2 separate regions of the Homo sapiens genome follow, and region 1 is linked to region 2. Evidence: chromatin loops called from intact Hi-C (ENCODE). Cell type or tissue: endothelial cell of umbilical vein. All regions are shown on one strand. Each heading gives the region's core, and the rest is flanking DNA. Links, peaks and the distances in the headings are about the cores only. Region 1 overlaps TTLL11 (tubulin tyrosine ligase like 11). Region 2 overlaps DAB2IP (DAB2 interacting protein).

Region 1 (8,326 bases), core at 276-8,275, 140 kb before region 2:
TGTATTCTGAAAGAGATTGTAGAGAATTTGTATCATTTCCTTCTTAAACGTTTGTTAGAACTCACCAAATGAAGCTAGCTGGCATGGTGCTTTCTTTTTTGAAAAGTTATTGATTATTCATCTAATTTCTTTAATAGATAAAGGCCTATTCAGATTATCTGTTTATTCTCGTGTGAGTTTTCATAAATTATTTCTTTCAAGGAATGGATCTATTTTATCTAATCAAATTTGTAGACATAGACTTATTTGTAATATTTCTTTATTTTCCTTTTAATATCCATGGGATAAGTAGTGATAGTGATGATCCCTCTTTCATTTCTGATATTAGTAATTTGTAATTACTAATTAGTAATCTAATAACCTTTTCTCTTTCTCTGTTGTTGCTTTTTTTGTTTGCTTTTGTTTGTTTGTTTTTGGTTAGCTGGGCTAGAGATTTATCAATTTTATTGATCTTAAGGCTTTTCAAAGAACCAGCTTTTGGTTTTATAGATTTTCTCTATTGCTTTCTTCCTATTTTTAATTCATTAATTTGTGTTCTGATTTTTTTTTTTTTTTTTTTTTTGAGACGGAGTCTCGCAGTCTCCCAGGCTGGAGTGCAGTGGTGCGATCTCGCCTCACGGCAAGCTCCGCCTCCCGGGTTCACGCCATTCTTCTGCCTCAGCCTCCCGAGTAGCTGGGACTATAGGCGCCAGCCACCACGCCTGGCTAATTTTTTGTATTTTTAGTAGAGATGGGGTTTCACCTTGTTAGCCAGGATGGCCTTGATCTCTTGACCTCGTGATCCGCCCGCCTCGGCCTCCCAAAGTGCTGGGATTACAGGCGTGAGCCACCGGGCCCGGCCTTGTGTTCTGATTTTTATTATTTCTTTCTTTCTGTTTGTTTTGGATTAAATTTACTTTTTTCCTAGTTTCCTAAAATGGAAGCTTATTGATTTTAGATCTTTCTTCTTGTCTAATCTATTGCTATAAATTGTTCTTCTAAGCACTAATATCACTGGATCCCACAAATTTCAATAATTTATATTTTAATCTTCGCCTAGTTTAAAATATTTTTAAATATCTTTTGAGATTTTTTTGGACCTATATGTTGTTTAGACATGTGCTACTTATTCTCCAAATATCTGGGGACTTCTCAACCGTCTTTCTGTTATTGATTTTTAGTTTAATTCTATTGTGGCCTGAGAGAATTTTTTGTATGATCTCTATTCTTTTAAATGTGTTAAAAAGGTGTGTTTTGTGGTCTAGAATGTAGTCTGTCTTGGTGAATATTTCATTTGAACTGGGAAGAATGTATATTCTACTCTTGTTGGATAAAGTATTGTATACATGTCAATTAGACATAGTTGATTGATGGTGCTGCTATGTTCAACTATACCCTTACCAATTTTCTGCCTGCTGGATCTGTCAGTTACTGATAGAGGGGTGTTGAAGTCTCCACCTATAATAGTAGATTTATCTATTTTTCTTTGTAGTTCTATCAGTTTTGTCTCACATATTTTGACACTCCATTGTTAGGTGCATACATGTTAAGGATTATTATGTCTCCTTGGAGAATTGTCCCTTTATCATTATTACTCACCTTTATCCCTGATAATTTTCCCTGTTCTGCAGTCTGCTTTGTCTGAAATTAATATAGCTACTGTAACTTTCTTTTAGTTAGGGTTATCATGATATATCTTCCTCCAACCCTTTGCTTTTTTATCTATCTTTTTTTTGTTGTTTTTACATTTAAAGTGTGTTTCTTTTTATCTTTAAGCTGTGTTTCAGTTGGGTCTCGTTTTTTAATCCTCTCAACAGTCTCTGTCCTTTAATTTATTTAAACCATTCACATTTAAAATACTTATTGATATAGTTGGATTGATACCTATCAATGTTTGTAACAGCTTGCTATTCACTGACTTGTTCTTTGTTTCTGTTTTTACTTCTCTTTTCTGCCTTTTCTGGTTTTAATAGAGAATTTTGTATAATTCCACTTTATCTCCTCTTTTAGCTTAGCAATTATACTCCTTTTTAAAAATAGTCATTATCCTAGAGTTTACAATTAGTTTCCAGCTAATAAGTCCATTTTCAAATAACACTATACCCCTTTAACAGATAGTGCAGGTACTTTATAACAGAGAACTTCTGATTTCTCTTTTCCATGCCTTATAACATTGCTGTTATTCATTTCACTTATCCCCAAGCTATAATCACCCAATGCAGTGTTGCTATTATTACTTTGAACAATTATCTATTAGATCAATTAAAATTAAGAAAAAACATTTTATTGTATCTTCTATTATTTATTCTCTAATGCTCTTCCTTTCTTTATGTAGATCTGAGTCTCTGGCCCATATCATTTTTCTGTTCTCTGAAATTTGTTTTTAAATATTTGTTACAAAGCAAGTCTATTGGCAACAGATCCCTTCAGTTTTTGTTTGTCTGAGAGTGTATTTCTCCTTCATTTCTGGAGGATAATTTCACTCCATACAGAATTCTAGGTTGGTGGGGTTTCTTTTTCTAATACTTTAAGTATTTCACTCCACTCTCTTCTTGCTTGCATGGTTTTAGGTGAGATGGCTGGTGTAATTCTTGTCCTTAAGGCATTATATATACCTTACCTAAGGCATATATACCTTACCTGTATAGGTAAGGTATTATTTTTCCTCTCTGGCTTCTTTCAAGATTTTCTCTTTGTCTCTGGTTTTCTACAGTTTAAATATGATTTTCTCTAGGTGTAGATTTTTGTTATTTGTCCTGCACGGTTTTCTGTGAGCTTTCTAGATCTGTGGTTTTGGTGTCTGTCTGTAATTTTGGAAAATTCTCAAATATTACGGCTTCAAATCTATCTTCTGCTCCCTTCATTCTTCTCCTTCCGATATTCTCATAACATATATTTTGTACTTTTTGTCATTGTCCCACTGTTCCTGGATAGTCTCCTTTTTTTCAGTATTTTTTTTCTTTAATTCATTGTTTCAGTTTAGGACATTCCTATTGACATATCTTCAAGCTCACTGATTCTTTCTTTGACTGTATCCAATCTGCTGATGGGCCCATTGAGAGCCTTCTTCATTTCTGTTATAATGTTTTTTATTTCTAGCATTTCTTTTGGATTCTTAGAGTTTCCATTTCTCCTTACATTTTCCATCTGTTCTTGAATGTTGCCTACTTTTTCCATTAGAGACTTTAACATATTAATCATTATTTTGTATTCTCCATTGGATAATTCCAACATCTGTGTCATACTTGAGTTTGTTTCTCATGCTTGCTTTGTCTCTTTGCACTGTATATTTTCCTGCCTTTTAGCAGGTCTTGTAATGTTTTGTTGAAAGCCAGCCATGAAGTACCTGATAATAGGAACCAAGGTAATCAGGCTTTCAGTGTGAGGTTTTATATTTATCTTTCTAGGAGCTGGGCTGTGTTTAATGTTTGCTGTAGTCATAGGTGCCAGAAGCTTCGGTTTCCTCCAATTGTTTTTTTTGTTTTGTTTTTTTTTCTCTCCCTATTGCCTTCGTATTTCCTTAAAAACTCCTTAAATGGAATCTTTTTCTTGGATCTCTCTCAATTGGAATCCACTGTTATTGCACTGGAGTGAACCCTGCTGATGTGGTGATAAGGTGCTGGGTAGAGAAACATTTTACAATCTTGAGATTAAATCTGTTCCTAGTGGGCTTGAGTCCATGGGCTGTGACTTTCAGAAGTGCTTCTTAGCCCCTTTTTTCTCCCTTTATGTGTGAAAACTAGAAAGGCTAGAAAAGCTAGAGTTACCTAATTGCCCTTCCCCTAGGTCAGATCAGCCTCTACTAAAGTAGTTTCTGGCTGGGTGTGATGGCTTACACCAAGTAATCCCAGCACTTTGGAAGGCTGAGGCAGGAAGATCATGTGAGTTTAGGAGTTCGAGATCAGCTTACGCCGCACAGTGAGACACCTGTCTCTACAAAAAATTTTAAAAATAGCCAGGTGTGATGTCACACGCCTGTAGTCCCAGCTACTTGGGAGGCTGAGGTAGGAGGATGGCTTGAGCCCAGGAGGTCAAGGCTGCAGTGAGCTGTGGTTGCACCACTGCACTCCAACCTGGGTGACAGGGCAAGACCCTGTCTCTAATAATAATAATAATAACAAAAAATAAGTAAATAAATAATAGTTTCCCGCATTAGCAGGCCTTTGTTATGGAGAGTGCTCTAGGCATATTCCAAAATGGTTACCTCCCCCACCCCTTTCTGAAGCATGAGAAGATTTTCTCTAATCTTTTTCTTGAGAACCTGGTGGGGCTCCTGGAGCCCCACTCACAAAAAGGTGGGAGACCCCCTAAGACTGGCCCCCAGGCGTTTTTAACTCAACCTAGTTAAAGGTTGAGCCTCACACTGTCTCTAGCAACTCATCAATTACGAGTGAAATGTTCTTATCAGCTCCTGGCTCCAGAAGCTTCTGCTCCTGGTAAGCTGAACTCAGCTGTGATTCTCTATATTCACAGGTCTCAATGGTTTTTAGGGTGGTGGCTTGTCCTGTGACCTCAGTACTCATGGATCTTAGAAAAGTCATTGATTTTTCAATTTGTTCAGCTTTTTTTTATTGTTGTAAAGATGGGAGTGACTACTTCTCTCATTTTTTTTTTTAAATAAAGATGGGGGTCTCACTATGTTGCTGAGGCTGGTCTTGAACTACTGCGCTCAAGGGATCCTCCAGCCTCGGCCCCCATAGTGCTGGGATTACAGGTATATGTCACTGTGCCCAGCCAGGAGCAATGACTTCTAAGCTCTTTATGCGTCAGAGCTGAAACTAAAAGTCCTCTGTTAGCATTTCGCACATCTCCCAACAATCCTGAGATTTAAGCTCTGTACTCCAGGTTACAGAGAAGAAAGCTAAGGCTCAGAGAGGTTAAATAATGTGTCCAAGGTCACCCAGCTCGTGAGTGGTAGAGCCATAATTCTTTGTCTTTAGATTCTAATGGTCTTTGAGAAACTGCAGCAATGACCAACATTCCAGAAGTGTTTACCTTTCAGAGATTCTCCGGGGAAATCTGGGCTTACTCATTTAACCCAAGAGAGCAGAGAGAATCTCACAAACCATCTGATCAGTTATTTGTCATCAAAAAATGCCCAGGTTACCCAAGACAGAGACTCATCTGGCCCATAGGAGCCACCTTCAGAATTCATGGGTAACATTTCCTACATATTCACCTTATTCATCTTACTGACATGGAATCATAGTGTTCAAAAGTAGAAGGGGGCCAGGCACACAGTAGCTCATGCCTGTACTTTGGGAGGCCAAGGCAGGAGGATCACTTGAGCCCAGGAGTTTGTGACCAGCCTGGGAAACATAGCGAGACCCTGACTCTACACACACATACACAAAGTTACAAAAACATTAGCCAGGCAGGGTGGCATGCACCTATAATCCTGGTTACTTAGAATGCTGGGGCAGGAGGATTGCTTGAGCCCAGGAACTTGAAGCTGCGGTGAGCTATGATTACATCACTGCACTCCAGTCCTCCAGCCTGGGTGACAGAGAGAGACCACGTGTCTTTTTTTTTTAAAAAAAAGGAGAGGGAGCCCTAAAGATCATCTCTTTCAACCCCCTTGTTTTACATGTGAGGGACTCTGAGACCCTAGCAAAGTATTGGAAGAAGCACCGACTGTCCATTGACTTTCTACATCCCCAGCCTGCTCTTTTTCCAGATGTTTTAAGCAGTAAGTTAGACACATTCCTTTTTGAGATAGTCCACAAATATGTGATGAAATATACCCTGTCCTTTGCCCCCTGAGAGGTGGAAGAAGGCAGGCACATGCTCTCGGGGAGCTCTGCATCTCGCTGGAAGAATTGGGACACTTCCAGTGGTCAGGCATCCATGTCTTCCCTGAAGTCTAGAGAGACGAGTGGTTCTCAACTGGGGACAATTTTAACTCCCAGGGGGACATCTGGCCACGATTTGAGACATTTTTAGTTGTCATACTGGGGGAAGGGAGTTGCTATACTGGCATCTAGTGGGTCAAGCCGACGGCTGCTGCTAGACAACCTGAAATGCACAAGACAGACCCCCACAACAAACAATGGTCTGGCCCAACGATAATAATCATTGGGCTTTTCCCCTTCAGCTTCCTGGGCTGCTGTAACAGTTCTTCGTGCCCCACCACAGCCACACCATGCAGCTGCCACGTGACTCAGGGCAAAGATGTGTCCTCAGCCCGGGAGGCCCCAAGCAGCCTCTAGAGAAAGGGAGCTCACCTCGTCTGTTCCACGAGACCTTACATGACTGAGTGCGTTCTTCTTGGTAGCAGGTGGGAGTCTCTGCCCACACTTCCCCACTGATCACATCTGCGAAGGGAGGAGGAAGCCTTACATAAGCGCAGCCTCAGAGAACCTTCTGTCATTTTGGCAACACAGGGCCTGGAGAAGCCCCTCCCTTCCAAAATCTCATGGGGAGCACGGTTCTGTTCTGAATGGGCGCTGGAGGGTTTGCCTGCTACCTGCAGGATACAGGTACATCTGAGCTCTTTAGCCTTTGAGATTAGACTTGCCAGCCTCATCTCCATCCTCCACAACCACAGCCCCCATTCCCGCCACACTCTTCGCCCACACGTCCTGTGCTGCTTGGGGCCAGCCAACGTGCTTCCATCGTGGGGCCTCTGCTCATGGTGTCTCCTTCCTGTAACATCCCTCCCTGCCTTGATTGCCTGCACAAGGCCCATGGGTGAGACGGTTGTCTGTGAAGCTTCCAGACCCTTCTCCCTGCCCTCCCTGCCAAACAGCCATGCTCTCTCCTTGCTCTGTTGATTCCAGGCACACCTCCCCAGCCGTCATAGCTCGCTGGATCAGAAGTATTTGTAGGTGTCTTATCCCCTTTCCACCTGCTCCCAGTGGAGGCCAAGTGCCTCGTGCCAGTGCCTGATTCATGTTTGGGGCCCAGGGCCTAGCACAGGGAAAGCTTATTGAATAATCAAGCAAGTGAGTGAACAAATAGGTAGATGGGGTCTCACTAGGCTCCTTACTCTCAGAGTGACAACTTCCAGGACCTCATGGTTCCCTATTGGTCACCTGGTGTCTGGACACAGGCCACGTGGCCTCAACTCTGCCTCCTCATTGAAACTGTATGATCAGCTGGGCATGGTGGCTCATGCCTGTAATCCCAGCACTTTGGGAGGCTGAGGCAGGCAGATCACTTAAGGTCAGGAGTTCAAGACCAACCTGGGCAACATGGTGAAACCCCATCTCTACTAAAAATACAAAAAGTAGCCAAGCATGGTGGCAATTGCATATAATCCCAGCTACCTGGAAGGCTGAGGCAGGAGAATCGCTTGAACCTGGTAGGTAGAGGTTGCAGTGAGCCAACATCAAGCCACTATACTCCCTCCAGCCTGAGTGACAAAGCGAGACCCTGTCTCAGAAAAGAAAAAAGAAGCTGTATGATCTTGAACAAGTCACTTGCCCCCTCCAGCCTGTGCATCCATCGGTAGCCAGCTGTCACATCGCAGCGCACTGTGTTCCATGCATCCGAGGATACGTGGTGGTCCCAAGTTGGGGAGGTAATAGATCTTAACCGAGTTCAGGACTGTCCCTAATTCTTCTCTTGCGGTTGCCCTAACTGGCCCCCAGATAGCACTGCTCCTAGGCATGAATACAGTGAAAGAAACATTTTCGTGCACTAATAAAATTACCTTCTGTAAAGAAGGCAATTTGCATGTTAATGTTTTGGGTGATTCGATGCAGCTCCAGTGCCCTCCAGGCTGCAGTTTCTCTCTGACAAAGTGACAAAAATAAACTCCCGCATAAAAGAGCATTTCTCTTCTCTCTCATTTGTGCTCTAACGTGACATTCTTAATGTGAGTCAAGTTGAAACCCACTGCTCTGTCTTATTTTTGACACTGATCTGCCTCCTGTCACCGCTCCAAATGGCAGGCCAGCTTTGAAGAGCTCCTCAGAGGGGTCTCACCTTGAGGATAGGGCTCAGTCCACTTGGTGAGTGGGCACTGCTCTGCCCTGCCCAAGGCTGAGAAGGCTGAGGCTGAGGTCTTCTGGAGATTCTAGAAGGCCCCGCCAGTTAACTGCTGGACAGTCGGGGGGATGGGGAAGAGGGTTGCTGTTGGTGGCTGAGTTAGGGCCAATTTGCCCGTCTTCCAATTTGCCCATCTTTGGATAGAATGGGAATTCTGAGCCGCAGCCCTCCATGAGAATACTCTTTATTCTGCCAGGCTTGGCCCCTCTCATGACTTAAAGACAATCAAGAAAGAAGGCCATGTTTCCAGTGTGTCTTCCATGTGCCAGACACAGGCCCAGCCCCTTATGTCTGTTTTCTATCACTGAGCCCCCCAGAGCCGGGCAGGGTAGAAAGAAACTGAGGCTCCCAGCTG
Region 2 (8,326 bases), core at 114-8,113:
GGATGAGAAAACTGAGGCTTACCAAGACGAGGTGACTTAACCCTACCAATATTAACTGAAAACCTATGACATATTAATCTAACCTCTTTCACACATTATTTAATTAAATTTTAGAAACATTTAAGAAATGTGCAAGACCCAGTGTTAAATGCTAAGAAAACAGCACTGAACCAGAAAATTTCTATGAAAAGTGTGCTAAATGTATTAATGTTAATGTCTTCAACAACATGATTATCATGATGCCCATTCTGCAGATGAGCAAACTGAGGCTGCAAAAGGTTACGTGACTTGCCCCAGGAATGCTTGGCTTCAAATCCAAAGATCACATACATCCCATGACTCCTGGCAATTGTCTAAACTGCACTATCATCTTGACATCACCACACTAGACAGACTAGTCCCCAAAAAAAGGACCAGGCCCTCCCTGTCTATAGTAGGGGAGGGAACAAGGGCAAGAAACACCAGACTTGGGTGCCCAGTCCTGCCTGCACTTACTGTCAGCAACTAAAGCAGGAAAATAGACCCTAACTTCCATTTCCCCTGTTCCTCATCAACCTTCCTCACTCTCCCTCCTCCAGGGACTGTCTCACCACAAGGGGCAGAATTGATTCCTGCCTACCCAGGTCCAGGTGAGGGTCCCTGGAAGCTGCCATCCCCAACATCCAAGTACTGTATCTCCTTCCCTAGTCCCTTATCACTTGGAATTCCACCATTAGTAACTTTCAGGTGTGGGAACGCCAGCCAGCACACACATACTCTGGAAGGGGGAATCGATCCCTAACTCCACACATAGCAGCCTTGCCTACCTGCCCCAGAGCTGCCTGCATTTATGAGCTAAGCTCCGCACCAGGATGACTGGGAAGAGCTTGATGGGGGTACAGACACTTTAGAGTAACTACTGTGGTAAGTTTAGACAGGTAGCATGCCAAAGGAAGCATATTCCCAGCAGGTGTGGAGGGCTAGAGTCACCCAGAAACAGCATCAGGAGAGAGAAGGAATGAGGAAAGCATAATATTGCCAACTGACCCTCCTAGCTCCTCAGTAACATTAATAAATAAATGAATGACTTGGAAATTATCCTCTGGGCTGACAGAACCACATCCTCTATATCACTTTTACCAACATTAAAACAGCCCTGTAAATGAAGCAGCAGCATTTCCAGTGTGCAAAATGAAAATGCTTTTGCCGGCACACCTTTCACCTGGAAAGCGCTCCAAGCAGCATGTGTTTGTTACCCAGGAGAAATGATCACCTGTCCTTGGTGCTTACTGCCAAAGCTTCTGAAGAAGAAATGAGTGTCTGAGGGACCCAGAGACTGTGGAGACCAGCTGGCAACCTCCCCTGAGGCCGTTTCAGAAGAATAAGTCCGAAGGCTCAAGCCTGTCCTACAGCCCCCAGCCCCCAGAGCCCAGCTGTGCCAACCAAGCACTGCCTGGCCTGACCCCAGCCTCACAACCAGATAGCAACCCTCAATCCCAACCAGCCAGGTTCGGCATCCCCACCCCTGAAACCGACTCCTTTTCCAGGGAGCCAAAAAAATCCCAGCACAGAACCAACTGGTTTCCAACCTCCAGATGAGAGAATTCCAGCGCAAAAAAACCACCTCCCCAACACAGCAGCTTGCGGAGCACGCAGACAGCATTCAACAAAGCCTCTTCAGCAGCCATATAAACCAGATAGATTCATCCAAAGTCAGAACTCAAGTGGCCGCCCCAGAGTGCCCTGTGCCGCTCATCTACACGGGAAGGCCATGGGGACCAGGACTCCCGCTCGACACCCTAGAAGCCCCCACCGTCCTTCCCACTCGTGTCCCACCCACTCACTGAGGCTAGCGTCTTGGCACTTACCCTCTCCCCAGCCAGAGGCATGGCAGCCAGTGGGGGTCCCATGGAGCCAGGACACAACCCTTCCTTGCTGCTAAACCAAGCCAAAGACAGCCCATCCTGCCCTCCCAGCCTTCAACATCACAACCACACCACATCAGAGCAGGGAGAGGCACTGCTCCACTCATCCAGGTTTGGCCATGAGCTGGGGGGCGGGCGGGGTCACCATAGTTGTTTTTACTCACTGAACTCCAAATAGGATGACTCCAGGGACAGCCCCAGAGAAATTTCTGCCCATCCATCCCAGCAGCAGCCGACGAATCTGTTCCTAAGCAAAGCAGCAAATCAGGAGACCCCAGTCCTGGGAAAGCCTATTTCAGCTCCAAGGCTGGGTAGAGAGATTTCAAACCCAGTCTTTCTGCCTGTCCATGGGAAATCTAGGCTCCCTTCCTGTGCCAGAGAGGCCACCAAGCCATATTTTGTTTATAGAAAATTAATAAGACAATTCCACACCGCTGCCAGTGACATTCTGCTCCAACCGCTACCGTTTCCTACTGTTTCCAGAAACAGGCTTGTAGTTTCACTCCCAACCCCCACTCTGCGCCCCTTCAGCATGTGGCAAGGCTGACCTGAGGCCAAGTGGGGCAGGACCCGCACGAGGTCGTCTTGGCCATGCCCCGACCTCTGGCTAGGGTGGCCAGCCAGCACTTGCCGGCTTCTAGGTACAGGCTTCCCGCTGTAAGGAGGTAAACATGACATGCATGCCGCCTGCTCCCGGGAGAGCAGACACACTCAGAAGCCGGACTGCCTGTTGTCTCTCCTGCTCCCCGGACAACCACCACATGCACACAAAACGGGGTACGTACACAAGCCCCCGCATGCGGGTGCAGAGGGTCCTGACCCCCGCCAAGGAAAGCGCGGAGAAGGGCATGTTCCTGGGGAAGACAGCCGAAGGCAGGGGCCCGGTGGAGGGAGGAAGGCAGCAAACCGGGTGGCCTGCCGCCCAGACAATAACAAAGATGGGAAGCGAGATTTTCAAAGACGCAGTGACTGCACCCAGCGCTGAGCTCTGGCCTGGCTGCATCTTCCTGCCAGGGCACGCCTGGTCCCCTGGGGCACCAGGGCCATCAGAGAAAGGCTGAGGGTCCCGCCTCAGGCTGGGCTTGGCAGCTGGGGCAGGAAACCAGCTGCAGGCAGTGGTGAGGATGCACTGGAGAGCGCGGCTCTGGGACGATGGAAATTAAACGTCTAGCCATTCTACTGGGAGGTGGAAGTGTTACTCTCCAGGAAGATGCTAGGGGTCAGTTAAACAGTCACTCAACCTTGGGCAGGAGTTGGGCTGTAACTTGTACTCCTCTGCCCGCTAGAACCAAGGGGGAGGGGAGAGACATTTTCATGCTACCTACGCCTCCCCTACAGGGAGTGCCAACACGGACACAGCCCTACGAAGGCAGATGCCAGTGGTCTGAGACGTTCGGGCTGAATGCTGAAAAGGCTCCTCGGTGCCTGCCCGTACTTTCACCTCCACAGGCTGGGCAGGGACATGTTCTAACTGGCACTGGAATCCATCACCATGCCTGTGCCTAAGTGGAAAGGTGCCTGTGGCTGGCACCACTCGAGGAGGACCTGGGCCCTGAGAGGCTGTGTCCGCCCAGTGCCCCCTGGAGGACAGGATGGCTTGCCCTTGCGAGCTGAAGCCTGCTCCCTGGCCAGCGTCTCCCGGCAGGTTGAACCACCTCCTCCTCCCTCTCCCCTTCTGCCCCACCAGCCACCTCCCCGCGGAATTTCCACACCTGCTCCCGGCTGGCCCAGGAGAAGGAAACAGAAAGCAGGAGACACCCCTGAGAGTGGAGAGGTGAGGGAAGGAGAGAAGCAGCTGCCTAGGCTGGAGAGGAGATGGCCCTGGCTCCCCAGCCTCAGGCTGTGCCCCCAGCTCAGGGCCTGGGCACTGCCCGCTCTGCTAGCGCCAGCCCCCAGTGGAGCACGCGCCCTACTTAGAGCAGATGTGCCCCCTAAGTGGCCCAGCCCCCTGCTCCTCCCCTCCAGATGTTCACCCTTCCCCTCACCACGGGCAGCGCCCGGTCTCGGCCAAACCCGGCCGAAAATGCCTTTTGTATCTGATACCCAGGGGCTCCCAAGGCAGGGGGATGGGTCCTGGCGGCAGAGGCCCCACTTCCGTCCCCGGTTCGGGCACCGCACGGCCCGGGAAACAATGCCCACCTCGGACAGGCGAGGCAGGACTTCCCTGCGAGGGGACTTCGCGCCCGGCCTCGCCCGGGCCGCCGCGGGCACCCTCTGCTCTCCTCTCTTCTACTCACCTAACCCCGGAGGGAGGCACAGGGTCCTCCCCTCGGGCCCCCTAGTCCGGCCGAGGTGGCCCCATAAGTTCCCGGCGGGCGGCGTGGGGTCCCCCCACCGCCGTGTGGCTCGCCCCGGGCCGGGCTCGCGCTTTGTCCCCGCGTCCTCAGGGGCGCAGCCCGGGGCGGCGGCGCGGGGGACCGGGCGGCGGCGGCGGGCTCACCTCTCATTGTCCGCGGCGGCGGCGGCGGCGCTCCGGAACCCCGGCAGGATGTGGCGGAAGCTGTGGTTGCGGTCCAGCTTGGGCTGGCTCTTGGTGCGCTTGATGGAGCCCTTGAGGCGGCGGCTGAGGAAGCCCTGCGCACGGGGGGACAAGAGGGGGAAGGGGAGGCGGGGTTAGCGCGGCGGCGGCGGGCCGGGACCCGCGCGGGACCCGCACCCTTGCTGGGCGGCCGCGCGGCCGAGGGCGGGCCGGGCTCGGGCTCGGCCCCAGCAGCTCGCGGCCCGCGCCGCCCGCCCGCCGACCGAGCGCCGACGGCCCGGCCCGCGCAGCGCGGCCCAGCCCACCCCGCCCGCCACGTCGCCCCCGCCCCCTAAGCCGCTGTTGCCTTGGCGACGCCGAGCCGAGCCGCGCCGACCGCGGCCGAGGCTGCCCGAGCCCCCCGGGCGCCGGGGCGAGGGGGAGTACCGGGACGAGGGGGCGGGGCTGCGGAGGGGCGGAGACCCCCGGGGACCGCCAGGGCCGGCCGCCCCGCTCACCTCCCTGCCGCCTCCGAGCTTGTCCTCCCCGTGCGAGGTCACACCCCCCACACCCACCTGGAGGAATCCACGCCCCCCCACCCCGTCGGGGATTGACAAAGCGCCTTCCTCCGCTGCGAGGTCGCTGCTCTCCAGCCCTCGGTGGTACCGATGAGAGCGGGCGCGTGGTCGGCTGAGGCGCCGGCTGGCCTGCGCCTGGCAGTGCCCTGGCCACTTAGACCCCGATTCCGGGCGACTTTCCTTCCCAGAGCGGCAGTAGCTTGATGTCAGGGTGGGGCCCCTCCCCGGAACCGTTGTATGTACCCCAGCAAGGACAACCACCTTGCGGGACGGGATCCCTAGTGCTCAGCTCAGGGAGGGGCCCGAGGGGCTGAAGGGTTTGCTGAGTATCCCCATTAAAAGCTTCAAGATTTGGGGAACCTTATTCACGCCATTTATCCACCTAACAGGTTGCACTGACTGAAAACAGAGCTTAATCCCCCACCTCCCCCATCCCAAGAGCTCCTGGTCTAATGGCAGAGACAGAGGAGACAGGCGTTCAATACACACAGGTCAAACCAATCTTCCCTTTACAGGTGACGGGATAGATGTGGGGGCCCCAGGGGACACAGCCTGTGTCCTGCCGGGCTTGGAAACTACAGGCAGCTTGAGGGAGAGGAAAACTGGAGGAGGGGGAGTCCTCTAAAGAGGGGGGTGTTCTGGGGGCTCACCCACCCCAGTCTCAATTCCAGGTGGCAAGTGGGATATTAATTTAATTTGAGGTTAATGTACATAATCCAAATACCACATTCCATCCATCACAAAATAAAGGGTCAGTTTGGCAGCCCTCTCTGTGTTCAAGAGGAGCAGTGGATGTTTGGCACAGGCCCTGGGCTGTATCTGTCCATCTTCAACATGACAAGGTCAAACATGGGCTGTACAAGTCATCTCATGTCACCCGCACAGACAGAAAATGACAGAAAAACATTTGCTGCAAATGAAGAAGCTTGCTCAGACAGGTAAAGTGACTTACCCAAGGACACCCAGCTTCCGGGCCTGGCTAATTCAAGAGCTTTCAAGATTTCCCTTTTCCTATCTTTCTCCTTCTGCCTTTTCCTCCTTCCTCAGCCATTCATATCCACAGGAGACATACCCCTGTGGCCACCTGTTGGGATTCTGCGTGTCCTTCAAGGCCCAGCTGAAATGATACCTCACCAGAAGGCCATCCCAGGCAGTGGAGTCCAAATGCCTCTCACCTCTGCAGCCTGGAATTATCCATCAGGGTATTCTAATCAGCCGCCACAAATATCTCTTAGGTATTAGGGGCTGCAGGAGGGACCCTTCTCCAGAGGCATGACCCATAGACAAGGCAATGCTTAATGCAGAGGGACCCCAAACGGTGGCAGGTCAGGAGAGCACTAGGCTCTCCAGGACACATGGCATGGAGGCAGAGGCCTGCACCTCTGCGTGAGCTCTGAGCTCTCCCAAACTCTGCCTCTTGCCAGCTATAGGAGAGGGGGCTGCACCTGGCTAATTTGGATGGGTTCTCTTCTCCCAGGGGTTGTGGTCAAGCAAGTTATCCCAATGGGCTTGTACCTTTTCTTGGTTTTTATTTTCTACACTGATGAAAATTTCACAATTTTTGCAATCTTGAGGTATGAAGAACAAAGAAGCATGTTTCACAATTTATGTAGCTCATTCTGGAGCAATATTGATGGCTTTATCCTATTTCTGAGTTTAAACAAAAAAGTTTTCTCCCGTCTAGGAGGTTTGATGCACATGTGCCACTTCCTCTTCCCCACTCCACCCCCTGTGACTCTACTTAATGTTCCTCTGACAAGCAGCCTCCTCCTTAAAGCCTACTCAGAATGGTAACTCCCCCACCCAAACTGACAATGACCTTGGGGACTCCTAATACCCTGTCATATTCACTCTTTCACCTTAATGAGAGCCATTATGTGCTAGACACAGTGGCCAAGATAGCCATGAACATTATGGAGTGAGCAGTATATGGATATTCAAGAGGTCAGGGAGCTCAGATCATGGGAAAAGAGATTCTTCCAGGGAACAGAGAGTGTTCCCGTTGACCCACCCACCGATCACATCACACATCCACCTAGAGACCTGTGTCCCCCAGAGAACTCAGCTCAGGACCCTGCATATGACAGACTTAACAAATACTCATCATCTTGGAAAGCCACTGCCAGAAGGGGACTCAGATGCAAAGGCTGTATTACAGGGTGACTGGGGACCAGAGTAGGGAAGGCCCTTCCCCAAGATCACAAAGCAAGGTTAATCAAGGACCGTGGACTCCAGTCCTCTGCTCTGCTCTGCCCAGCCACACAGCTTGTTGCTCTCCTTCATGGGGGTGGAGGGCCAAGGGCGTCCTCTCCCTCTTCGCCAGATGAAGGGAGGCAAACCTTTTCTGCTGTCCCTTCAGAGGCAGCTCCTGGGACTTGATTTCTGGAGGCAGCTACAGCCCCTAACTTGGGAAGAGGGGCTGACTGGTCTTCAAGTCAGAAACTCTTATTCTAGACCCAAGACAACCTTTAATTGAGGGGCAGTGGGCAAATCATTCAGTCAAACAGGGTTCTTGATACCCACTTTCCGGGACCGCAGTGGAGCCCACTGACAGCCCAGTGGCTAAGAACCAAGTCAAACCCAGCTCCACAGACCCCTCACTGCAAGAGAAGACAGCTAAGGCCCCTTGCCTCTCTCTGAAGTGGGTGGGGGGCTGCAGTGAGGATTAAATTGGCAGATAAAAGTGGATAAAGTTGCCAGGCATGGTGGCTCACGCCTGTAATCCCAGCACTTTGGGAGGCTGAGGCGGGTGGATCACCTGAGGTCAGGAGTTCAAGACCAGCCTGGCCAAGATGGCAAAACCCCGTCTCTACTAAAAATACAAAAATTAGCCGGGCGTGGTGGCACGAGCCTGTAATCCCAGCTACTCGGGAGGCTGAGGCAGGAGAATTGCATGAACCCAGGAGGTGGAGGCTGCAGTGAGCCAAGTTTGGCCACTGCACTTCGGCCTGGGCAACAAAACAAGATTCCATCTCAAAAAAACAAAAAACAAAAACAAAAACGAAAAACTGATAAAGCTCTAGGCTCAGAGTGTAGCCGACAGTAAGTGCTCAACAAAAGCCATGTGCAATTCCCATATACATGTACAGGACTGTTAAAAACACTCCGTTTGTAGTGACATGTGTCGGGCCTAGCTCATCTGCAAAGATTATAGGTGGTCCCCATAATCACTCCCTTGCCTAGGGACAGACTATGACCCCCTAGCCACACCCACTAAGGCCTGGCTGTATCCCACTTCTCCTGCAGATGGCGCTGGACCACAGGAGCCCACGCTTGCTGACCATTCCCACTGGGCAGCTCTAGCCCCCTCACATCGCTTGGCCTCAAATCTTCATTCAGACAAGCTGTGGGCCGATTACTGGACCTCTCTGAACCTCAGTGTCCCT

The links. Hi-C counts contacts between places; a loop is a spot of excess contacts. Peaks named below come from ENCODE experiments on the same cell type or tissue, not always from the same donor. Only the 100,000 strongest peaks of a DNase experiment are listed, where the experiment ranks them.
Region 1: it touches region 2 in a loop (2.1-fold over the local background); 4 of 110 quality-filtered maps call a loop at or near these places.

Annotation. Positions count from the first base shown.
Region 1 is chr9:121,839,444-121,847,769 of GRCh38, reverse strand. The region is part of intron 8 of TTLL11 (tubulin tyrosine ligase like 11); the gene reads left to right. Among named protein-coding and RNA genes, the nearest start is that of DAB2IP, 190 kb to the right of the region's middle. In endothelial cell of umbilical vein, for the core only: no CTCF peak of the experiment used is centred there; a DNase peak (open chromatin) is centred at 3,499; H3K27ac peaks cover 1,140 bases.
Region 2 is chr9:121,695,477-121,703,802 of GRCh38, reverse strand. DAB2IP (DAB2 interacting protein) reads right to left here. Exons shown (of 16, transcript NM_001395010.1): 3 at 4,345-4,478. Among named protein-coding and RNA genes, the nearest start is that of DAB2IP, 48 kb to the right of the region's middle. RefSeq lists a silencer at 4,257-4,336. In endothelial cell of umbilical vein, for the core only: CTCF peaks have their summits at 593 and 3,480 (motif pointing left); DNase peaks (open chromatin) are centred at 2,652, 2,842, 3,462 and 4,412; H3K4me3 peaks cover 2,347 bases; H3K27ac peaks cover 1,502 bases.